5 separate regions of the Homo sapiens genome follow, and regions 1, 3, 4 and 5 are each linked to region 2. A link is a loop called in an ENCODE intact Hi-C map of the cell type or tissue named here. Cell type or tissue: A673. All regions are shown on one strand. Region 1 has its middle 16 kb from the start of LINC01812. Region 2 holds the start of LOC105374786 (a long non-coding RNA gene). Region 3 overlaps LINC01828 (long intergenic non-protein coding RNA 1828). Region 4 has its middle 80 kb from the start of ETAA1. Region 5 has its middle 28 kb from the start of LINC01799.

Region 1 (5,000 bases), 190 kb after region 2:
TCCAGCCTGGGTGACACAGTGAGACTCTGTCTCAAAGAATAAAAAATAACCAATGTCCCCACATAACTTTTACTTATATAGGTTATATCCATCATCTTTCCCATGTTAGAAATAAATAGGAAGAAATATTTTAAGTATTTATTTGAAAATAATAGGCCCATTCATATTAGTATATATAGCATTTTTATAAAAATAACTATATTTACCAAAATAAAATAAATTAGTGAGACTAGTAGGCCCATTCCCACCAGGAACCAGCAGCATGGACTCTCTAACCAGAAACCTAAAGCTAGGCCTGGTTTTCCTATTTGCCTTTTAGCCTGAAGATCATAAAGGTGTCTATCTTCTTACTTGATCATTTTTCCAGTTTATTTATTTTTTCTTCTTTCTGTTACAATTCCCCAGATCACCCCCCGCCCCCAAACAATACTATTAGCAATCCCTTAGTGAACCTTGCCTAAAATAGTACATGATTAAATAGATGGATGGATAGATAGGTGCTAGATAGATACATAGATAATAGATACATAGATGATAGGTGGAGAGAGATGATACACACATACATGCATACATATATGCATACATAGACAATAGGTTGATAAATTTATTTTTACCTAAATGGGGGCATGCTATGCATACTGGCCTGCCCCATTGCTTTTTATCCTTAACAATGTATCTTGGAGATTATGTCATAAGAGCACATGTAAATCCACCTCCCCTTTTCTCCCCCTAATTTACTTTGTGACTCATTCCCCTCCTTAGTGGAACTTCGCTAGATGAATTTCACTTACATCTTTCTCTCATACACTTCCCCTGCATCCTGATCTTCTTCCTTTTAAAGCTCATCGCACTCTGCGATGAGAAGCAGTCATGTGATGCTGACACTTGCTACATGCCAGGCAACATTTTAAGATTTTGTATTAACTCATTTAACCTTTGCAGTGATCCCATAAGGTAGATACCAGTAGGGTCTGTGACCTTCCAAGGGCCACACAGCTAGAAGTAACAGACTGGATTCAAACCCAGGCACTGTGGCACCAGAGTCCCTGCTTCTTGTCACTGTGCTATGCTTCCCTCAGTACTGCTCTGATGCAGTAAGTACTCGATGTCTTTCTCACCAGACCAGACGGTAAGGGGTTGTTGACATTGTCCACTATCAAATCCCCTAACAGGCGTTGCATAAATATTTGGAATTGAATGCCAGTAATGATACCACATTCTAGAGGCTCCCTACTATGGGTCACTGTGCTAAGCATTCCACATATATTATCTCACTTAACCCAGCAACTCCAGGAAATCCTTTACCCATAATTATCCAAATCTTACAGATGAGGAAAATGAAGAGGTATTATACCTAGTAAATTAGAGAGGCAGAGTTGAACCCAGGTCCATTTGAATTTAAAGCATGCACTTAACCTCTACACCAGACCAGCCACTCTCTCTGAGAGCCACCAACATCCTCCCCTCCTGGAATCCCACCTTCACAGGATGCTGAACACCCAGAACCAGCTCTAGAGCAAAAGCTCCTGCAGCAAACTTGCTACAGTTCCTACTATTCTAGAAAAAAAGGTGCCAAAGTTGTTATTATTATTAAAGAAGTGTCTCTCCCTACCCAGAGCTGCATTAGCACCCAAGGCAGTTAAATTGTAGTGCATCATAAGGCACCAAATATCATCTCAATTGTCACAACACATTCATGTGCTTGAAAAGTGAAAAGGGTACAAGCTTGCCACTCAGCCAGTCTTAGTACTTAATGTCTTGAAATTGGCGAAGAGAGGAAAATCCTAGAAAGACTTTCTTTGGGGTAAAGCTAACTGGCACACATTTACTGCAAATCCAATAGACTAGTTTCCCCATCTAACATAATTTATCTTGAAACACCACAGGTGGCCTATATTAAGAACAGCACTGGCCCTGCCACAGGACTGGCAACGCCACGGTCTCACACTGCCCTCTGCAGCCTGGCTGCAGTCTTCACAATGCTCCCTCAACCTGCCCAACTGTCACAGCTTGGGATGTCGTACACATACCTCCAGTCCTTCAGGTAGAATCACTACCTACCTTTAGTCTAGAGACCAAAAATAAAATACCACTTAACTTGGTGCTTACACAGGTACATTTACAGCCATGATTCTTCCCTCTAGGGCTGGTGTGTGTGAAAAGCACACCTTTGGGGGCTCATTCATAACACTCTTTTCCAATAAGAGGATTAAATTAGGAAGACATTTACCCAGATTGGTCTCATTTACTCACCCTAGTCTCTCCCTGAAGCCCCTTCTTTCTACAATACAGTATGCAACCCCTAAGGAGAAGGCAGGTGCCATCGAGGTCAAAAATACATTGGGTGAAGAGCAAAATAATCCAAAGGAAAGAAAGACAATGCTCTGCAGACTAAACCTATTATCCAAGAAGAAAAATCTTTAACAGATGTATATGCTGAAAGAAGACCAAATATCTGTCCTAAAACCCAAAATACATACATTCATGAAGACTGTTTTAAAATCTTTTATCTAGGATATATTTTAATATATTTGTATATATATGCAAATGTGTATATACATATGTTTATGTTGTGTATGTGTATATGTATGTGTACGTATATGTGTAGGTTTATGTGTGTATATGTATATATTCTCCTAGAAAACCTCTTAGGTTGGCTGGAAACGAGCTATCTTTGTATTTCGACATGCAAGAAAGGTAGTATGGGCCAGGTGTGGTGGCTCACACCAGTAATCCCAGCACTTTGGGAGGCCGAGGCAGGCAGATCACTTGAAGTCAGGAGTTTGAGACTAGCATGGCCAACATGGTGGAACACCATCTCTACTAAAAATACAAAAATTAGCTCGGTGTGGTGGCAGGCGCCTGAAATCCCAGCTACTTGGGAGGCTGAAGCAGGAAAATGGCTTGAACCCTGGAGGTGGAGGTTGCAGAGTGACAAGATCATGCCACTGAGCTCCAGCCTGGGCAACAGAGTGAGACTCCATCTCAAAACAAACAAACACACACACACACACACACACACACGCACAAAGATAGCATAAACCTTCTTGGCAAACTTACCACCAACATGCCAGATATTCTTATAAATGTCCTATCCTCCATACCACCCTCACTCTCCACAGACACAGACACACACACACCCCTTGTACATGCCTGCATTGCATTCTGCAAGGCCGTCTGTGAGAGAGCTTTTCTGGGAAACCACCTTTAAACCACAGGCAAACAACCAGTTCCACACCATTCCATGTCAGGTTGTCAGGCACTTTCTTAACTGAGCTTTTAATCCAAAGTTGTTTTTTTTTTTCTTTTTTCACTACAAAGTTAGAAGAAAAACAAATGAGAGTCTGCTGGGGGTTGGGAGGAGATCTTCACCTGGAAGAAGAGAGAAGACAATGCCCAAGTTTGCAACCTTCAGGGATGGGGTCAAAAGGGGCCTATGAAAGGGTGGGAAATATTCCAGAGTTGCGGATCAAGGGAGGGCTCCCGTCAGTATCCAAGGCTCTTCAATCTCTGTCCAAAACCAATGTCTCATCCTCTCAAGCTTTCAAGCTCCAACCCAGGTCTCCCCAGCACAGCTACACTGTTTCCTGGACTCCTCTCCCTTCTCTAGCATCCACTTGTGCATTCCCCAGCCCTTCCTGTCCTTCAAGATGTAGCCAAAACCCCTCTTTAGTGAAGATTTGGGTGACCACTCCAGCAAGATCTGTTCTGCCTGCGGGCAGTCCTTGTTTGCCTTTTGCTGCACCCATGGAGATCGCACTGTCTAGGGAGCTCTCATAGGCATGCCCTTCATCTCACTAACTAGACTGCATGTTGCCTGAGGCTGGGCATTGGGTACTTCACGTGCTGACTGCTTGGTTCCCTGGCTCATGCTGGCTGGGTCAGCCGGGGCTCCACGGAGCAGCCGCAGATCTACTCTGAGTAGCGATCATCATGTCCAGCACAATTCCAGGCATTTTCTGGGCACTTGGTACACTTTAATTAAATGAATGAACAAAACAAAACACTGGCAGGAAAAAAAACGGAGAGTGACTGCCTGAGGTCCAATATGCTAGGAAATATGTCAGTCCACTGATAAACTCCAGCTACTCAGCAAAGGGAAAAGATACTGAGAGGCCAATTTAAAATGATTTGATAGCTTTGCCCATTGCTCCTTATTGTACAATCACAGTCATAAAGTTAGTCCAATCGTTTGTAATCTAAACACACACATGCACACACAATCACTCCATTGGCAGAAACAGATCTGTCTGGAGTTTCCAAAATGTCAGTACCTCCCCACGTTACCAGAATCTTCAAAGCTCCCAAGGGAGAGGCATTGGAGAAAGGATGTTTTTTCAGAGTCAGATCTTTTAGTAGGACAATACCACCCAGTAGGTTAAGAGAGGGCACGATTTACAATTTATTCCAAATAATGAAGTCTGTGCCCTTTGTTTCCCAATAGGAAAGCCTTCCTCTGATTCTAAGGACATTCCACTCTCACCTTCCAATGTTCCCCTTTCTATTCCGATTTAAAAGCAAATAAACAAATAGAAGCAAAGAAAAGAAAGGAAAAATAAAAGACCACTAATAGCCCATGATGTCCAGCCAGGTTTTCCAAACATCCTCTGGAGAGCGTCCATTTTAGGGACGAGATTCTAGTTTGCCTCAGCTCTTCAGCATTCACGCTACCTTTAGAGGGAAAGTCCTAGGACACAGGTGAGAAGGTATGGGGCCTTTCAGGGTTTTCTTGGATTTCTGTTTTAATTTTGTCAAAGAAGACCAAAGAGCCCTGGAAATTTTACCCTCTGCCTCCCATTAACCACACATATTTATCCAGAGCTGCAGGAGGAGCCGTTCTATTCATTTTGCCCTTTGGGTCAATTGATGGATATGGTCACCCAAGGTCTTAGATTAAAGCATCGTGTCAGATCATCCAAACTGTCCAGCACTTGGAGCAGCTGCAATAAGCTACTTTTTAGAGTGTCAATAATTTAAAGGGGAAAAATGTTTTTCAGAGA
Region 2 (5,000 bases):
ATTAATGGCAATGGCAATGAGGCTAAACCTCCTTTCTTAAGCAACACATTTACATTAGTGTCAAACATTCCCAAAGGGAATAAAAACTGCTCATATTGGGTTTAATCTGTCAATTGAGCATTGAGAATTACAGCTGAAGAATCAAAACAGAAATGAGTACATTGCAAAAGAAAAGGAGAAGGGAGGTATAACCCTGGGGTGTTGGGGAGTGGGGGCAGGTAGCTGAGAGGAATCTAAACTCAATCTTTGAGGAGGGAGAGCTCTTGTGGAACTTCAATAAGTGATCTCCTATGACCCAGGGACAGGGGTAAATGGTGCAGTCAGGAGTTAAGTGCCTGGTGGAGCCATACACAAAACTGTTAATGAAATGGAAGGCTTGGACAGCAAGCAGCAGAGACCCCTCCCTAGTGACATGAAGCCAGGAGCCCTAAGAGAACAAGCAAGAAACAGTCTTTTGTGAGACACAGCAGAGATCTGTCCCTTTGGCCCAGAAGGAAGATCGCAGATAGGACTGGATGTCAGCAACTGGAGGTCAACAACTTAGAGCAGAGCCAGAGAAATACTAGTTTTTCACCAATGGGTTTATATGAGTATGTCCTACTTGTCTGACAGGCTGGTGGCCAGAAAAAAACATCTGTTACACATTTTAATAGGGGCCTTCTGAACACATGATGCTGTAACACAAAGGAGTGATGTAAATGGTGGGGAAATTTAGAGATCACAGCTGGCCAGAAACTAAACTTAACATGGGTCCTTTAAGGCTTTGTCCTTCTGACCATTCCAGGTTCCTAAATCTTCCTGCCAAGTTGGCTGGAAGCCAAAATATTTCTCAACTTTGCATTTATTTCAGGGTGTTAATCTCACAGGCAACCAACCCCTACTTAATAAACTCCAGCTCTCCATGCCCACTCCTTTAGGATGCCTGTGTGTGCTCTCCCGAAGGCTCAGCACACATGCGCCTACCGCTGTCGTTTCCTGCCTGGGGAGGGTGTTGACACAGGAGAGCCAGGGCATCATGCAGCTGTCATCAGCTCAATGCCACAGATGGCATCTCGATTATGCATCCCCTTCCCAAGGCACTTGCCCGTGAGTCTGTGAGCCCTCTACCTGGCTCTGGGTCTTCTTTCCAGCCCCAGAGGCCAGCAGGAGAGGAAGGGTAACGGGGCTCAAGATGGGCTCAAGATCCTTTCGCTCTGCTACCAAGCTGGGAAGGAGTGGGCTTCCCTTGCCTTTTCTTCAGTCCCACTTTTAATCACTAACCACAGAAGGTAATGAGAAAGTGCTTGAATTACAAAGATTCCCATTTATTACTCTGACTGCCCCTCCACAAAGCCCCTCTTTTCCCCTTTGGCAAGAACAGATCACTATTGACACTTTTAGAAGGCCCTGGGCCCCTCTCAATTATTGGCCTAATCTCTGCCTGCTGAATTCTGAAAGCAGAATTCTTTTCTAACTAGATTTTTTAGAAAGTGAAGAGGCTACCCTTGGCTTTATTCATTGGAATGACTTCGCAGGCTAATGTATTCTCCTGTCAGTATATTTTATGGATTCAGCAACATCTGCAGGATATGGAAAGAACAGAAACAAACCAGATGTTTCAAAAAGGTAGCTCCACTAAGCCTCCTTAACATAATTATTGCAATATCACATCCACATTTTATTGTACCTCTTCTATATTTATATGCTGTTAACTTTTCCTGTAGAAATCCGAACCAAGTTCCTTCTAAACAGATTTGCAATCTTTAAAAACAATTTTGACATATATCCTCCATTAAATCCAAATTTTCTTTATCAAATTTTAGAGGGGAAAATAAGATTAAGGAAATGTAGATATTTATCTCAGCCTTCAACATTTACACTCATTTAGTTAATTAGCACTTAATTACACTGTCAAAGGGGGAAATTTTACCACGGACAGACCAATCCCCACCCCTCAGGCCCTCGCTTCTAAGAGAAGCAGACCTTTGCTGGGAGCCAGCTCATTCCTCCACGAAACATTTGTAATGATTACTTGACAAGGAGTGCAGATACAAAATTGCGCAACAGAGAGCCATCACTCACCACAGCCCGCTGGAATTCTCATGCTGGAGCAACAGTGCCCCCCAAAGCAAGCGGCCAGAAGCACCCTGCAAGCAAACACTGGGCTGCCCAAACTTCTATTTTCTGCTTTATAAGCTGAGGAGCTATTTTAAGAGCTGCTGGCCAAAAGCAGGCTCTATTACAACCAGACCAGCATTCCAACCAAGCTGGGGAGCCTCGGCTGGAAACAGAATGTTTCCACCTATTTTAAATCAGACGCCAGGAATTCTCTAAGGAAGAGATGGGAGGTGGGGAAGGAGAGACATGGTAGAAAATTGGAAAATTTTAGAAGTTTGCCAAACTCAAGAGAACAAAGTATAACTGGATTAATGCACAAATCTTATTAACCAAAATGCAAATGAATAGAGTTCCTCCATCTTTTCACAAATGGCAATATTATTTGGTCTCAGCTTTCCTGCCAAACAGAAGAACTCATTAAAGCTGTTGGAAAATAATAGTACTCTAATTAGTTTAATTATGATACGATGAATCAACCCAATTTTTAAAAACAATATGCAATTAGCCTTTTTTAAGTCAAAGACTCTGTTTTCCAAAACAGGAAATGAAGCATAACACTCTTATTTCATCGTTAGGGCAAAATCCTAACCACTCTGATACAGTAGTATAATGAGCATGTAATGAAACCAACAGTCCCCACTTCTTCAGCAACTCTCTTTGTGCATTGACTAGACGGCCTTTTGGCTTCAAGAATGGCAACTGCATTAAGCTGGAGGCTGACCCAAATTTTCCCTTTCAAGTTCTAAGTCCTGTTTTCTATTTTCGTTTCTATCCTGGAATAGGGTCACCCTACAAAAGATGAAATATTACATTCTTAGAAGACAATGAACTGATGATGTCATATTGGCATGTTTGGGTTTTATACTGCTCTTGGGGGTAGTGCAAGGAAAAAAATAATGTGGTGTTGGAAATGGGGAATGCAAGCCAGGCAGCCTGAAATCCAAACTTTTAAAATCAAACCACATAATCAACACCACAATATCGATACTGGGGAGGTTGGAATAGTAAACAAATAGTATATATTTTTTAAAAAACCCTCTTTCCCCTGGGAAAAAAATCCACAATGAGACTCCCACCCACTACAATCTTACCAAAATAGCTAAAATTAAAAGGACTGATAATACCAAGTATTTGTAAGGATAAGAAGAAATTAGAAGTATCATACATTTTTAGTGAGAGTATAAATTGGTACAACACTTTGGAAAACTGCTTCATGGTATCTACTAAATAGCTAAATCCTAAGACCTAGCAATTCCACTCCTGGCCAACCTAAATGAGTGCACACATCCATCAAAAAGCATGTACAAGGACGTTCATAGCAGCTTTATTCATAATAGCCTGAAATTGAAAACAACCCAAAAGTCCATCACTAGTAGGATGAATAAATTGTGACATATTCATATGATGGAATAGTACATAACAATACTGCCCAAACACAGAAGAGTACATACAACAAGCTTTCACTTACATTTTGTTAAGAAATAGGCAAAACTAATCAGTGGTGATAGAAGGCATCATGAAAGTAGTGGAGGAATGACTGGGCAGGGCATGAGAGCCTTCTGGGGTGTACCGGAATTGTTATGTATCTTAATTTGGGTGGCAGCCACACGGGTACATACATAAGTAAAAATGTATGCAACTGGATAGTTAAGATGTATCCCATTTATGTATAGTATACCCCAATTTTATTAAAAAAAAAAACAAAACAAAACAAAACCGTAAAAGCAAAGGCAGAAGAAAAGGAATCTCCTGCTACAAACTAGAGTCCTCTGCTTCAAATTTGTAACATACAATGTCACTTCCCTACATGAAACCCTCCAGGACTTCCCCTTCCTCTGAGAATGGTCTGCAAACCTTTCACTTGGCCTGCATATCCTGGGCCCTATCTACCTTGGCAAACTTTTTACTCATCACCTGTGTTCCACTTCCTCTTGCTAACTGCCCTCCAGCCACCCTGATAGTTTTCTCATCTAATACATCAGGCTCATTTTGACCTAGGTACTTGCCACTTGCTCTTCACTCTGCATGCACTGCTTTTCTCCAGATCCCCCTATGATCACCCCCAACTCATCAGTCAGACCTCAGCTCAAGTGCCATCTTCAGAGAGGCCTCTGCTGCCCACCCTAGCTAAAGTAGCATGCTCATTTCACTACCATCTCTCTCTAGCCTATCACCCCATCTATCCTTTTCAATTTTATACATAGTGCTTCTCATTCTCTAAGATTATCTGGCATGTTTACTTGCTTATTTTCTGCATTCTCCTCTAAAATATATGCTTCTCAAGAAAGTGGACAAGGTCTGTCTTGTTCACTACTGTATCTCCAGTCCCTAGGGTAGAGCCTGTCATCTAGTAGCCACTCAATAAATATTTGCTTAATCATGACTCAATAAATGAATAAATTACCACCCCCAAAAGTTAATGGGCATGGGAAAATTCATAAGGAACATCATGGCACAGTCAAAAGAGCACTGGATTAGGAGTCAGAAGACCGAGATGCTTAGAGTAGATGATTAGCTGCTTTAACATTTTTGATATCACCTATCTAAATCTAGTTGGGAGATTGGACATGTGGACATGAGGAGATAATGAGCAAATGATGCAGCAAAAGGCCAAAGGAGAGACCTCAAAAGATGAAGCCCTATGGTTAGGTTGGCCTGGTCAGGTGACCTTGCAAAGGAGGTGGGGTTTTCACTGGGCCTGGAAGGCTTAGGGGAAGGAATGGGAAGAGATAGAAAGAAGCAGAAGATCATAAATTGCGAACTTGGGTCAGCGAATGTGCAGAGGTGAGAAAACCCAAGACCTGCTGAAGACCCAGGAGCAGATGCATGTCACTCAGAGCAGAGGACTGGTTCAGGAGACTGTCTCACCAGTGTCCAGAAAGTGACTGTCCTCATTCTTTGAG
Region 3 (5,000 bases), 410 kb before region 2:
CATTTTACTAGCTGACACCTCTTAGACAAGGCCTTGATACAGTGCCCTATGCAGTCGCTACCTGCATGCTCATGGTACGGGGTATGAATGACAGTAAAAATTACACAAGTAACAGTTAAACTTAATCATTTCACTCTCCTTCCCCAAATAGGGAAATTGGACAATTTAAGTTTAATTCATGTCTCTCCCACCTCAGCCAGTTAATAAGAATTGAGTATCCCAAAGTCAATGAGGAAAAAAAAATAACTTAAATTTTAAAATATAGTCAATGAGAAGAGGACTAAAGAGAAGCAGACTAGATCATTCGCCCATGGAAAGTGAAGACTTGCCAATACAATGTGCCTTTTTAGTGTTTTCCTTTAATTGTTACAAATCTGTGATTTGTTATATTTGACCCAGTGGAAGTCCTGCAAGTCACACTGACCTATTAATAGAAACCCAGACTCCAAACAACCAAGAAACAGAGCTCAGGCCTGCTTCATTTCTCTACTTGCACCTCAAGAGCAGCAGTGACCTTTGCCTATCATCCGACAACAATGTGGATGGCATCATATTTCTACCAACATCTCTGTTTGGTGTGTGAAGTTATTTCCAAAAAGCTTCATTCATTTAATCCTCCAGCTGTCTAAAAATCTTTATGGGTGACCATTTTTAGCATGCCCTTTACCCTTTGCTCTCTGAACCCATCCAGGTCCTTGCTTAAGGCTCCCAAAGGTCTAAGAGCAGTAGGGGGAGAAAGTGAAAACTGGATACCTAATGATATAGAAGTCAGCTGGTAAAGTCCATAAAATTACTTTGGGGATTAGCTGGTAGAAGAGGTGGTGCTGTGTTTGTACTTCTACTTTCACAACACAAAATAATTAATGAGTAAAAAATACTTTTTGTTTAATAATTGCTGTTCTTCATTAGTGTGAACCAAGGGCACGGTCTATCTAAGACAATAACATCTGCACCCCATATTTCATTATCACCAAACTTCACATTTCACACAAAAGCAATGCTAGCACAGCCTTACAGCTTTAATTAGTTTCTGCCATAGCTGTGAAGGTCAGCCAATTATTGTGTGTGAAATTTCAATATGAAGTGGCTGAATTGAAGACAGCATTGCAACAGTGTGGGATTCTGCAGTGCTGTAAATCTAGTACTTTGGAACCATTTTTTAAAACACAAGATAACATAAAATAATCATCAGGTATGCATGGCTTCAAGGCTTACTGGTTAATTTAACATGTGCTTGGTGGGGGAAGAAAACCACATCATTTCTGATTGTTGCTTAAATTCCCTCATTACATCGTCATTATCTGTGACACAGTTGTTAAGGCTGAATCCATGTTTTTATGATCAACATCTTTTAACTCACTTAGAATTGCACTGGAACATTTGATTTAGAAATAAAGCCTGGTTTTACTGGATTTACATGATGCTTACACACACACATACATATAGATACATATATACATACACATATATTTTATATAGGTACATAATGTTTAATATGTATGTATTCATATGTATACACATGTTTAAACACTGCATGTTTGACCCATCAAAATATAAAGATATTAATTAAGTCAACTTAAGAATATCATTTTACTGAAAAACTTGCTGAATTAGAAAAAAATTTACTAGGGATTCAACTTTATGAGTTTTCTATTTAGGATCATAGAACTTTGAAATTAGAAATGACCTTGAAGCTCATCTGCTCTAGCCCCTCTGTTTTATGCATGAGGAAATATGCCCAAGAATAATACAGGTTTTCCCAAGTCCAAGAGTGTCAGCAACTCAACTCAAATTCTGGACTCCTATTTCTCCTGACTTTCCATGGGCCTGTTTTACCATGGCATAACAATGGAGATAAGATGTGCCACATGATAAATAAAAGCTCCAAATTTTGCTCTCGGATTTTCATGAGATTGGAGGCCAGTTTGCTTTGTTTTGTTTTCTACATAGATATACGTAGTTTAATCCTAATTCAAGCAAACAAATATTTTTTGAGCTATCCTTTGTGCAAGGAACCCTGAAAAGCATCCCATGTATCTAGCATGATTAAAATGTTTTCACCAAGTTTACAAACCGGCAGCATAGATAAAACAAAGAGGAGGAGTAAAAAGAGACCACAGAGTTAATGGAAACACCTGTCAGATTGGAGGAGGATAAAGACAGGGTAGAGCTAAGGAGGCATACCAAAAGATAAGTCAGAAGAAAGAAAATGGAAGAATATTGAGCAGCATCCCTGGCTTCTACCCACTAGATGCCAGTAGTGCCCCCTGCTCGAATCATGACATTAAACATTCTCTCTATACATTGACACATGTCCCCAGACAGGGGTAGAGGGGGAGCAAATTTATTTAAGAACCACTGATCTAGGGTCTAGATTCCAGACTATAAAGTATTGTGGATCTTGGAAGACTTCTCATTTCCAAAATAGACAATTTACTTCAACTTCACTGGGATGCGTGAACCTTTGATCCTTCCATGATTTCCCAAGCTACAGGCTGGGAAGGTAATATCACAGACTGCAGAGAGGCTCAGAAGCTAAAGATTGAACTGAGGTTGCTTGATTTGATGGTTTGGTAACCTATGGAAGGAAGTTAGATTGCAATGGATTAAAGAGTAAGTGAATGTGATTGAGCAGTGAGCAAGTACAGTTGCAGGTGTGCACAATTCTTCCAATGAGTTAAAAAGTAAAAGAGCAGAGGTGATGTAGCATCTCCAGGGAATTATAGGGTTGAGCACTCTCAACCTCAGGAACTGTTGATATCTGGAGCAGATAAGTCTTTGTTGGGGTTGGGGAAAAGAAGACCTGTAATTTTAAATGGAATGTTTTGCAGCACCCCTGGTTTCTACTCTTAAGATGCCAGTAACACTCCTACCCTCAGTTGTGAAAACCAAAAATGCCTCCAGATGATGCCAAATGTCCACTGGAACGTAAAATCTTTCCTAATTGAGAACCACTGGGTTAGGGAAGAGGATTTTTTAGTTTTTTAATTGAAAGTAAAGAAAACTTAAGCAAGTTTTCAGAAACAGAAGAAAAGACAAGGAGAATGAGAGAGACTAAAGATGCAAGGGGAAACAAGGACACACGGGGAGGGGACCAAAGCAAGAAAAAGGTAATAATAGGGAAGACCAAGAGTGCTTTGAACAGGAGAATGGACTTTCCTTCAGAGCAAATAAAGAAATAGAAGGTCTGTAAATGGAAGACAGATGTTAACAGCAGTCAAACCAGGAAGTCTTGATCTTTGAAGCAAAGTTGTAGATGAGCTTTGTTTGATGATAGGATTTGAGAGTAGGAATTCACTATAAAGTTGAGAGGCAAACTTCTGGCCACTGCTTAGCTGGGACTTGAGAGAATACCTTGGTAGCAGAACCAAGAAGTGTATAAAAGATGCCAAAGTTGTTTCTTACTCAATTAACCTTTACCTGCCTGGCAGCAGGAGCAGAAAAATGGACACTTCTGCTGAGACAGAAACAGCAGAAGGACAAGTGGCAAAAGGGAATGGGGGCAGAGTAGGAAATCTGTGAGTGTACATGAGGCACAGACTGAGTTAAGAGGGAGAAAAGGGATGAATCAAGGGATCATGCATCCCAATGAGATTGAAGCAGATTCTCTGTTTTGGAATTAGAGGCCTCTCTAAGATCCGTAATACTCTGTGGTCTACAAACTGGAATCTAGATCAAATGACTTTGTCACATCCCTACTCCTGCCAGGGACATTTGGCAATGTCTGGAAACAATTTTTATTATTATGATTGAGGCCAAGACAGGGTGGCAGTGGGAGTGGGACAGGGGTACTACAGGCATCTAGTGGGCAGAAGCCAGGGATGCTGCTGAACATCCTATAATGAACGGTGTAACCCTCACAATAAAGAATTATCTGGTGCATGGAGTCAATAGTGTCACTATTGAGAAACCTTAAGAAACCTTTTATTCTAGATTAAAACTAGCTATCTTGGAAGTTAGCTAATGAAAACTCTTACGACTTTTTTTAAGAAATTAAGCTGCTGAAATTTCTTTTTTACAACCCTATTATACTTTAGCATCAATTTTTATAGTCTTTTGGAAAGAAGGACCTCCAACTGTTTTTATTTATTAATTATTCCATCCCAAATAAGTTGAGTTTTATAATGGGGCCCATGTTAAGCATAGAAAATATAAAAATAAGGTTGACATAGACAAGCATTAACTTAGAGAGAAGCATAACTATGGAATGAATTGTGTCCCTCCAAAATCCATATGTTGAAGCCCTAATCCCTAGTGTGACCGTATTAGCAGATAGTGCCCCTAAGAAGGTAATTAAAGCTAAATTAGGTCATAAGGGTGGGGCCCTGATGTGATAGGATTAGTATCTTTATAAGAAGAGACACCAGAGATCTAGTGTCTGCAAGCCAGGAAGACAGGCCTCACCAGAAACCTGCCATGCTAGCACCCTGATCTCTGTCCTCTCTCCCCAAGAACTGTGAGAAAATAAATGTCTATTGTTTAAACCACCCAATGTCTAGTATTTTAATATAGTAGCCTAAGCAGACCAAGACAGAATATTCTCCTGTTTTGTTGCTATTGTTAATTTAGTTCATTTATTCTAACACTTGTCCTAAGCAAATGCTAAGAAGCCAGTTTTGTCTTAGGAGTCTTCCCATTCTAACCGAACTTCTTATTCTCCACTCTTCTCCCCATCTTTGGCAGTAAGGAAAAGAGATTGTACTTCAAAATTAGACAGACCTGTGCAAATTCTAGCACCTAACCTAAAAAGCACCAGGTTCGTTTTCCTCATGTATGGAAAGGGGCGAAATCACATTTACTTGCAGGTGTATTATATGACTTAAGTGAAAAATCAGGTGAGAATGCCTAATATTGTTAAATTGAGACATGGCAGTCTCTCAATAGATAACACTTCTGATCCTCTTGGATCAGAATTGTAGTCAAAGGTTGTTTTCCGAAATTATTTGGTTTGCTCTTCCCAACTGTGTCATTAGGTGCTGGCCTAAAGAGGCTAAAGTTTT
Region 4 (5,000 bases), 170 kb before region 2:
TCTTAAACATGCTGACTTCAATGAACCCCTGGTCCTCTAACTAGGCTGTGAATAATAGGACATTAAAAAATAGTTATGTGGCACAAAACACAAACACATTTAATGTTTATTATTTTGGTTAACAAAATGCACATTTATTTGAAAATAAATTCTATTCATTTTTTAAATTCTTTTGTTCTTTCCACTTTTATTCTGTTTTTTATTCTACCCAGGTAACTTCCAGAACGTACATACCTTTCTTAACCAAAAAAAATTATGGTACTAGTTCTGTGTTATCATAGTAGAGTGCTCTCTGTTTTCTCTGAAGTCCAAGTTTGAATTGGTAAACACAAAGCTGTTTGGAAAAACAAAAATACAACTGTTAATTAAAACCTGTCCTCCTCACCCCCAAATAACAAGCTGTTGAATTCAAATGTTGTTTTCTTATGTTGCTGTTGTTTCATACCTGCTTGTGGGTGTAAACACAGCATCTGTCCCTTCTTGATAGGTGTCAAGGAGTTCAGGGGACTTCTGTTATGACAATGAAGATGAATGACACTTACCAAAATTTTCCCATTCCAAGCCTGGTACCAACCACTTTACACCTATTAATTTATGTCATCCTGCCTGAGAAGACAGAAATTATTAGCTCCTTCTTACAAGTGAGAAATTAGCCTTGCGAAGGTCAAGGGCTTGCCCAAGTTCACCTTGGCTGGGTAGTAGAGGAAGCACCAAAAGTCCAGCATCCAGATTACCTCTTCCATGCTGCACTGTCTCGTGGGCAAAGCAGTTACTTTTGATTCACATTGAGGTTGCGAGCATCCTAATAGTCTTCTTCCGTCACTAACATGAATTTAACAGAGGATATTTGGCAAATTCTATTAAAAATGTGTAATTCTCCATTAAAATATTCAAATTATATTTAAAATCCATTTTACCCACACCCATGAAATTCGTAGAAAATATCCGGTTACTGAGGAGCTATTAGTTAGCTCTCTGAACTTTAATTACTCCCAGGACTGTGATTTGCATGGACAAATCAAAAAACACAATGGAGAACAAAGAAGAGGTTCAGCAAAGAAATGAGATAGTTTTCTCACCCTTTCCCCTTATTTGTCCTTTGCTACAGGTCTTGCATTATCAAACAAAGGCATGCATCACGTGCAAAGAATAGAAAACAAGAGAGATGAAATGGGCATCTTTCTGGAAACGTTGTTTGCGAGCCTAGCTTTGAAATTTACACCTCCAGGTTGATCCTTCACTTGCCAGTACACATGTCTGAAACCAATACTCTAAGAAGAATACTGAACAGCATGAATATGTCTTCTGGATTTCCTTCCTTGGCAATGAGATGCTATTCTTGGGATAGATCATCCAGCCTTGAGTTTTTCTGCTAATCCACTCAGGAGCCAGCCTTTGGGCTCTGAAATAGATCTGCTCCTTCTCTATCAACAATATGCACATACTGTGCACCAAAAGTCTTGGAGCACAGTACGGAGCCTGAGACTTCTTCAGGAGCTACGAATAAGGGAGTTCTTCCTGTTAAACTCATTACATTTACAAAGGCCCACCCGTCGTTTTTCCTAAAATAATTTCCTTTTATGAATGTAGAGTTGAAATGTTACACTAACAATTCCCATACTTGTTCCAAGATTTTTCACAGACTTGCCATACCTAAACAACTTTCTCCTTACAGCTTCAAAGATAGGACTAAATATATCATCCCTATTTAACAATCTTAAAATTTGAAAAATTTTTAAAAGAGGGAATCGTCTTCCCCTAATAAGAAGAGGCATACTGACCATAATTCCTCAATTACTTTTACTTTCTAATCCAAATGAACATATAGATGAAAGGTGTTTTTCAAAATGCAGAGTAGGTGCAAAATCTTTCATCAGAGGTGAAGTATTTGATATGTCCTTGGTCATGAAAGAAATCCTCAAAATTAAGATTTATTTTTACATTTCATCTTTTTATAGCCAACTGTCCACATAACCACCAGAAAAAAATACCATGATGGATTTTTTTTTAATTTAATGAAGGTAACTGATCTTTTTAGAGTTTTTCTGATAGGCACAGAACCTATTAAAATATGCATATTTTATATATATACATACCTGTGTGTGTGTGAGCACACGCACGTGTGTGTGCGCCTGTGTGCCTGGGTGTGTATGTGTGTGGATACATCTTCAGCTCAAGTAGCAACAGTGACCTCTAGTGTGTCTTTTAAATTTTCTCCCTCTACAACTTTAACTCATTGTTTCTTTAACCTCTAGGGCATTATTTAAGCAAAATGTTACAGTTCATATTTGGTCTAATTTCTGTATTGACTCTATATGCTGACAACTTATTCTTGAGAAATCTTCTTTGATCTTGGTAATGTATGATAAAATAATTGTGCCTTCATTAATGACTGTAATTATAGTACATAAAGCTGTCATTTAAATGAATAATCACCCCCCCCCCACCCCTCAAAAAAGGTTGGCTTCATTTGCAAAATGAATTTAACTTCAGCTGAATAACTCTTTGAGCTATAAGCCAGGAGCATCCACATGCAGTCATGTATTGTTTGCAAGAGTGCTCGTTTCTCATTGATGAGGTCCCCTCCCCCGTTCTTTTTAACTAAAATTAAGAGAGAATCAAAGAATCCGTCGGGCAAAACATTTTTTTTCAGTTTTGGGGGTTTTGCCTTAGACGTGTGCTGATGTCAGGACAGAGTCCACAAGAATGAAGTGGCCTGGCTCTGGCAGCTTGTGTCAGCACTTTCATTCCAAGTTCCTCTTTTCAGGAGTTTATAACATTGCAATAAAATTTATTATGGGCTGGGACTTGGCATACAGGAGCCTGGGCTAACACCGTAAAGTAGTTTGGAGATTTTTTTCTTTTCTTTTTTTTTTTCCAAGCAAATGTTCAAATCTGTTGGGTCCTGTTTCCCTTTTTAGGGAGTTCAAAATAAAAGCCTGCTCTCATCTGGTCACATGGCCTTGGTTTCTCCTGGTTTTGCTTTCCCTGTGGGCTGTTAGAGGAGAACTGAAAAGGGTCCCCTACCTACGCTATGGTAAACTCTTTTAGGATGAGTTGGAAACAAACAAACAAAAGTAATAAAGAAGTAAATGTTTCCTGTAAATGAAAAAGGCCCTTAAAATTGTAGTTGTTGGAAAAGAGCCTCCAGGGTAGGCGAGGGAAACATGAAAAGGTATTCAAGACTGTTTTCTATAATTGGGTGATCTTCTATGCCCCCCAACAGCTGGGCTTGTTGGCAAACAAGAAGCTGTATGTGGAAAACATGCTCCAATCTGTGTAAACGAAGCAAGCCATGAAAATTAGCATCATCCCCAGGTTAAAAAACAAAATAAAACATGCAGAACACAGACCCCTAGAGAATCAGGTGGGAGGATGTGAGTATGTGGTTATGAGTATGTGCAAGCAGATCTGTTTGATACCGTGGCATATAGAAAATATACACTATACATTTACATTTAATGTATACCTTGTCATGCCTCCCTTGCTTTGTCTTCTTGTTATTGCCCACAAGAATCTATGTCTCAACGACAATTCCGAGATGACCCCCATCCAGAAAAAGAACAAACAATTGAATCAGAAAAATGATTAATCCCATGGAAGGAAATTAATTAGGGGTGTACATAGCTCAATAAGGAATGTCAGAGTTAGAAGGAACTTAGAGTATTGCTTGACCAACCGCTCTTGTATTTTCATTTGCAAGTGAATAAGGTCGCGAATGTCAGCTTTTCCACATCAGAGCTGATATTCAACTAGAACACACAGTATATCTTTACAGGTGGTTAATGGGCAGCATGTGTTCTAATTGGACAGTGCCCAGCCTGGTTGATGTTTTTGGATACTTTCGAATATCACTGCTATCTGTGGTCACACACTGAGTTTGTGGCGATAAGCTATATCCTGGGTTTCTCTGCCAATCATCAGAAATTGTACAGGCTCCAAAATTTTTAACTTGATAGATCTACCGCAAACACTTTCTTAAACGGCCCCCACTTAACTGCTTTGCCAGATCAGACCCACCTGATTAGCAAATGCTCTCTGTTCACTGCATAAAACCCTCCACAGGATGAATGCTAGTGTCTTCTCATTGAGGACCAATGGTATCTACAGTTTGTCCCTAAACCTCCTTAAGTCATTGTACTTTTTTTTTTTTTTCGAGATGGAGTCTCGCACTGTTGCCCAAGCTGAAGTGCAGTGGCGTGATCTCGGCTCCCTGCAACCTCTGCCTCCTGGGTTCAAGTGATTCTTCTGCCTCAGCCTCCCGAGTAGCTGGGACTACAGGTGTGTACCACCACAATGGGCTAATTTTTGTATTTTTAGTAGAGACGGGGTATCACCATATTGGCCAAGCTGGTCTCAAACTCCTGACCTCGTGATCCACCCGCCTTGGCCTCCCAAAGTGCTGGAATTACAGGCATGAGCCACTGCACCTGGCCATCATTGTACTTTTTATTATAATTATGTCATTTAATAAAATATGAAGCTATGAATGTATTTTCATGAATCTATGAAAATTTAGCCAAGCACATTGAAAGACTTAATATAGTTGATTTTTGTTTAAAGTAGGATTGTTAAAAAAAAAAAAAAAAAGTAGGCTGTTGAAATGGGGTGGGCCAGACAACTGTGAACAATTGGAAAAAGCTGCAAAACAATGTGGACATTCTTTTGGCAGTCAAAGTGCTTTGCAAGTATCATATTTTTTTCAGAGAAATTTCCAAACTGGAAATTGTAGAAATATATTATGGATATGGTTTATATAAGAAAGATGCTGTGGAATTCCAGAGGACCCAGACAGGAGGAAGGACCCTCACCCCTGCATCAACAGCTGCAAAATGGACGTGCATTAAAATAAATGTTTAAGTGTAATATCATTTTAAATCATTCCCCACTTGAACAAACTTTGGATTAACTGATTAACAAGTGGTCTCATCATGTCTGAGTAGAGGGCTCTTCCACTAACTCTTTTAGCTCTGTTGTCTTGAGAGGATTCCAGAAAAGAA
Region 5 (5,000 bases), 780 kb before region 2:
TGTGTACAACTTGTTTAAATTAGAGCTCCAGGAAAAAGGAAGTAAAATCGACTTATTAACCTTTTGTTTAACAATTCTTACATACTATATTTTGAAGTAGACGGTGGTGTCTCCCTAGCCTTCGAAAAGTTAAGAATCTGTCAGCATTTTCTCCTGAAAATTTTTATGCATATTTTTGAAAATCCAGCTCTAAGTATGTACTCTATACATAAAATATTTTTTGCTTGAGGTGTCAACAAATTCATTGCACTGCATTGAACTTAGAGAAACATTGTAAACAATACTTAACTAAGGTTCTTCCTTCTCCCTGGTGCTTAAAGATTGAAAATAGAGGTGGTTTCTTTTTTCTCTGGAAATTTATTAACCAATATTCCCTCACTCCAATTCAACCTCCTTTGGTATTTGAAGAGAACCACAAAACACTAGTTGTTAATATTGTTTTAAGCCTCACCCTCTTGCTTCATTGTATCTTTGGTCAGATCTGCTTTTAATATGCCACTTTGCAAGTTTAATTAAAATCATAACAGCTCAATCCTATGAGTTTGGACAACACTGGATATCAGCACAGATTTCAGGAATTATGAAAGAGACATACAATCTCTCTTAAAATTGAGCAGTTGGCTTAACCAATAATGTAGCCTGAAAAGTCTGTTTCTTAAACATGTAAATATTTAACATGACTCAAATGCAGTTGCTCTTTCTATAATTATTCCAAAAGATCATTTATTGCTCTTGAGAGTGCTTTTCTGAATGACACGGTTCTTATTTGAGTTTGTATCACCTTCCTTTTGCAAGAAATCACAGTTTGGGTGTGCTCTCAGAATAATCTGAAACACATTGCCTCCCTCTACTCCTGAAAATTCCAGCTGGTGGTTTGTCACCCATGGCCTGTTGCATTCTTAAGCTTACAAACATTTTTAAGTCTTTTAGATGTGCCACAGGATTTTATTTTTGATGATAATGTTTATTTGCATGTAGCCATAATTGCTGAAGCAGTCAGACTACAGCCACATTAGCGTTTTGCCCCTTATGGTGGAAGATGGTTAAGGATGGCCTGGCGCAATTTGAGCTTTGGAAAAGATTTACCAGATGGGATGATTTTGAAGAGGTTTGATCATTATCTTGGATGTGGAACATATAGTACTTTCTGCATGATTTATCTGAAGTGATTAACTACTGTATTGCTTATTTCCACAGTGCATTCTGTGATCTTCCTGGAAGCATGCAGGTTATGCTTAGTTCTACTCTATTAATTATATGGGGTATCTTCAAATCTTTCTTCTATTGTTTTGCTATTAAGGATTAACTAAACATTTTCTTTGGCCTTTTATTCCTTTTGTAAGATTGTGGCATTGCCCTGTTCAGTGCCTCCTTCCTGTCCCCAGGGGAGGCATATTTTGGAATATATAAACTAACACCTCTAAAATATTAAGAAGAAAACCTCTAACTAAAAATACAATATGATTTCAACCAAAAAGAAGACGTTAAATTTCATTTTGACATGATGAGTTTTACACACACCCACAGAAGTCTGATACTGGGAGGTGAGCTAAGGACAGAGTATCCGTTTAAGCTCTAACTATTGCTGGGTTTTGTGGGATTCAAGCAAACCCTCAATGCTAGAAGAACAGCTCTTCAGATTTAAATTTAGTGAATAAAAACTCTCATTTGGTTTATACTCAAATATTTTGTTTTCTTCCTCACAAGTTTCTTAGTAGTTATAGAGATGCTGGCAGAGGGGAAAAAAGCTTTATGTGAATGTGTCCTATTCAGAAATTTTCCTGAATGATCACTGCCAAGGTCTTTAAATTGGCTGTTCTTAAAAATGGAGACCTGTATTATAGTCAAGGTTGGGGCTAAAATTATTAACTTCTCTCCTCTATACCAAATAAAATCATGCCTGGCTTGTAATTCACTTGCATTAAGAAACCAAGTAGAGAACTTGTCCTACTTACAACCAATTTTAGGACATCTATAAATTCAATTTGATGAGTTCAAACAGAATTTCATATGTGCAGAAGAATAAAATATCATCGCCTGATTGTTGCCTATCTGACCTTGAATGTAAAGTGGGTGTCAAGCCATAATTTTTGGACCTCTCATTTGTGCCACATAATGAAGAGTCAGAAAGGATTTATTTTTAGAGACATTTCAGGAGTACCAGTTTGAACCACATTAAATTATTTCCTATTTTCTATACTTACCACCTTGCAAACACTGCCAGAGCTTCAGGGAATATTTTTCTACTTTTCAGTGCCAACAGAAAATTAAGCCCAGCACAGGTATCTATACTGATAGCCCATTTTGGATCCAGGGCGAAATGTTTTCAAAACATTAGTGATTGTTTTACACTACTATGCTTTATGTTAACTCTCACTGACTCACAGCAGCTGATGATACTCAGCTTAATGAAATGTATCTGCTACTTATATTTCAGGGAGACGTACTTCTACAGGATCTAACTCTGGGTAGCTATCTTCTTATTCTCCTCCTTCCTGTCAGAGAGTGACACCACCAGTAATTAAGTTTGAAAACTTACTGTCATTCTGACTCTTGTTATTAGGAACCCATTAAATTCCAAAATAAAAATTAGTCTATCTTATGCTCAGTGCTTAGCTTGATCCATCCTCCCTTCCTTCCTTCCTTCTTTCCTTCCTTCCTTCCTTCCTTCCTTCCTTCCTTCCCTCCTTCCTCCATCCCTCCTTCCCTCCCTTCCTTCCTTCCTTCAGAAATGTGCAGAAAATGAAATTAGGGCATTAACAATAACAAAGGGTTATTGTTTCCTTTAAAAATTGTGGCACACATCAATATAATTTGTTTATACACTTTTGATTGCAAACAAATGTATTTCTCTTTAATGTAGACAAATTAGGCAGTATAGAAAAGCACAAATGCAAAAATATTATTCATATTTCTATTACTCAGAGAAAGCAATGTTTTAAATATTTTGTTGTATATGCTGTAGTCTCAAAAATTATGTTAAATTGCACAAGATATTAGGCAGCCTATTTTATTTACTAAACAGTAATTGTCGGTATTTTCACATGATATTTTCTTCTACAACATGATTATAATTGAAGTATCTATCTCATGACACAGCTGTATCACAATTTGTATACCCAATTACCTATTTTTGTTCATTTAAAACATTTTCAGTTCTCACTGGTACAAATTCTGAGTTGATTTTCTATGGAATAGCTGTATTTTTACTGCTTTGTAGAAGATCCCTACATCTTAAAGATATTAATGTTTTGGTGTATATATTTGTGATATATACTAAAAATTTTCCAATTTGAATGTGACCTTTAAATTTTTATAACTTATTTTTACTTAAAGAAATTATTTCTTTATATAGTGAAATATGTTTTTCTTTATCCATATTTAATTGTATAACATATATTATTACTTTTAAAGTTTTGCTAAGTAAATTTTCTTAATTATTATACTTAAAAAGTATTTTCTAGTCTCTCCAATTTATTCTTTTTGATGAATATTATAATTGTTTTGTGATGTTTCAAAAGTATGTACAGGGGTGATTGGATTTTCATTATGTGTACACATTCATTTTTATATAACTGATATTTTAATGTAGTGAGTCAATCTGGCAATATGTCATAGCTATTCATTTTTTGAAATTTCATTTTCTGCACATTTCTTTGAACTTATTTTATAGCGTTTTAAACTTTTTGCTAATTTGTATGGACTCTTCAAATATTTCTAACTGGTTATTGACTGCACACAAAAAAACTCATTTAATTTTCCATATTCCTTATTTTAAAATAATTATTCTTGTATTCAACTTAGAAAATGTAAAATATAAAGAAATTTAACTGCACCACAAATTTATCATTCAAAAATATTTACTTTTCTTATATCAATATCTATATTGGCAATCCTCTCTATCTTTTTAATATACATAATTTTAGACAGTCTTTTTTGAAAAACATTGGGGTCATACTCTTCATTGCCTTCTGTAAAACATATTTTCTACTAGAGTATATATTTATAACTTTTTCTCCATTTTATGGGATGTACAATATTTCCTAATCCATCTATATTGTTGAATATATGGCTTCCAAATTTTGCATATTAGAAACTGTTATATAACTTGCATAGAGACCTACAGATATCAATAATGATTTCTTTTTTTCTTTGAGACAGAGTCTCGCTCTGTCGCCCAGGCTGGAGTGCAGTGGTGCCATCTCGGCTCACTGCAAGCTCCGCCTCCCAGGTTCATGCCATTCTCCTGCCTCAGCCTCAATAATGATTTCTTGAGAATAAATTTCCAGAAGTGGAATTGCTGTATTAATGGGCATTCAAACTTTGAAGCTTATAATAGATATTGCACAATCTTCCAAAATCATTTTTCCAATTTACTCTTCTATGAGCAGCATTCATTTATCTATAAACCCTAGATATAAATATTTGTCATTTTTATTTCAAATGTTATCAATCTTACTTGTCTAGTAAAAGCAGTAATTAACTAATTAAATTTGCAGACAACAAACTTAGCTATTTTTGTTCTTTGGCAGTTTTCTCACTGATGACATTTGCTCATTTTTTGGTATTTATATATTTGTCTTTTGTCTACACTTTTCAACAGGTTTTATGCATTAGGAATATAGAATATTTGATAAATTTTAATTATTTTAGAGATCTCTAGTTGTTCTAAATTTTAGTTTTTTAAAGTTCTTTTCTATGGATTTGAATTTACAAAATTTTTCATCACCATGAAATTATATATATTTTGACCTATTATTATTTTGAGTGGCTTTATGCTTCTTTACTTTTAATATAAAGTTTAATTTACTGCTAATGTACTTGGAGTATGCTGTGAAATTTATTTTTTCTAAATATTAGGAAATTGTACTCATCCACTTATAGAGTAATCCATCCTTATTACACTTATAGGCAAGTTATTACATGGTATACACTTTCAAATTTTTCATTGTTTATGCTCCTTTTTCTTACATGTATTATTGCATAAGAACCTCTAGAAT

What was found. A loop is a pair of places that touch in the nucleus more often than their neighbours do. Peaks named below come from ENCODE experiments on the same cell type or tissue, not always from the same donor. Only the 100,000 strongest peaks of a DNase experiment are listed, where the experiment ranks them.
Region 1: a loop joins it to region 2, with 2.9 times the contacts of the local background. A loop is called at or near these places in 40 of 110 quality-filtered maps.
Region 3: a loop joins it to region 2, with 10 times the contacts of the local background. A loop is called at or near these places in 8 of 110 quality-filtered maps.
Region 4: a loop joins it to region 2, with 5 times the contacts of the local background. A loop is called at or near these places in 19 of 110 quality-filtered maps.
Region 5: it touches region 2 in a loop (15-fold over the local background); 2 of 110 quality-filtered maps call a loop at or near these places.

Annotation. Positions count from the first base shown.
Region 1 is chr2:67,838,713-67,843,712 of GRCh38, forward strand. No RefSeq gene overlaps it. Among named protein-coding and RNA genes, the nearest start is that of LINC01812, 16 kb to the left of the region's middle. In A673, a CTCF peak has its summit at 1,972 (motif pointing left); a DNase peak (open chromatin) is centred at 1,919.
Region 2 is chr2:67,648,905-67,653,904 of GRCh38, forward strand. It overlaps LOC105374786 (a long non-coding RNA gene), which reads right to left and starts at 2,126. Exons shown (of 4, transcript XR_001739524.2): 1 at 2,062-2,126. In A673, a CTCF peak has its summit at 2,112; DNase peaks (open chromatin) are centred at 817 and 2,087; H3K27ac peaks cover 2,155 bases.
Region 3 is chr2:67,235,235-67,240,234 of GRCh38, forward strand. The region is part of intron 1 of LINC01828 (long intergenic non-protein coding RNA 1828); the gene reads left to right. The region is part of intron 2 of LOC101927661 (a long non-coding RNA gene); the gene reads left to right. Among named protein-coding and RNA genes, the nearest start is that of LINC01829, 22 kb to the left of the region's middle. RefSeq lists an enhancer at 207-1,648. In A673, a CTCF peak has its summit at 2,240 (motif pointing right); no DNase peak of the experiment used is centred here.
Region 4 is chr2:67,474,819-67,479,818 of GRCh38, forward strand. No RefSeq gene overlaps it. Among named protein-coding and RNA genes, the nearest start is that of ETAA1, 80 kb to the left of the region's middle. In A673, a CTCF peak has its summit at 2,212 (motif pointing left); a DNase peak (open chromatin) is centred at 2,183.
Region 5 is chr2:66,873,636-66,878,635 of GRCh38, forward strand. No RefSeq gene overlaps it. Among named protein-coding and RNA genes, the nearest start is that of LINC01799, 28 kb to the right of the region's middle. In A673, a CTCF peak has its summit at 981; DNase peaks (open chromatin) are centred at 1,026 and 2,666; H3K27ac peaks cover 4,268 bases.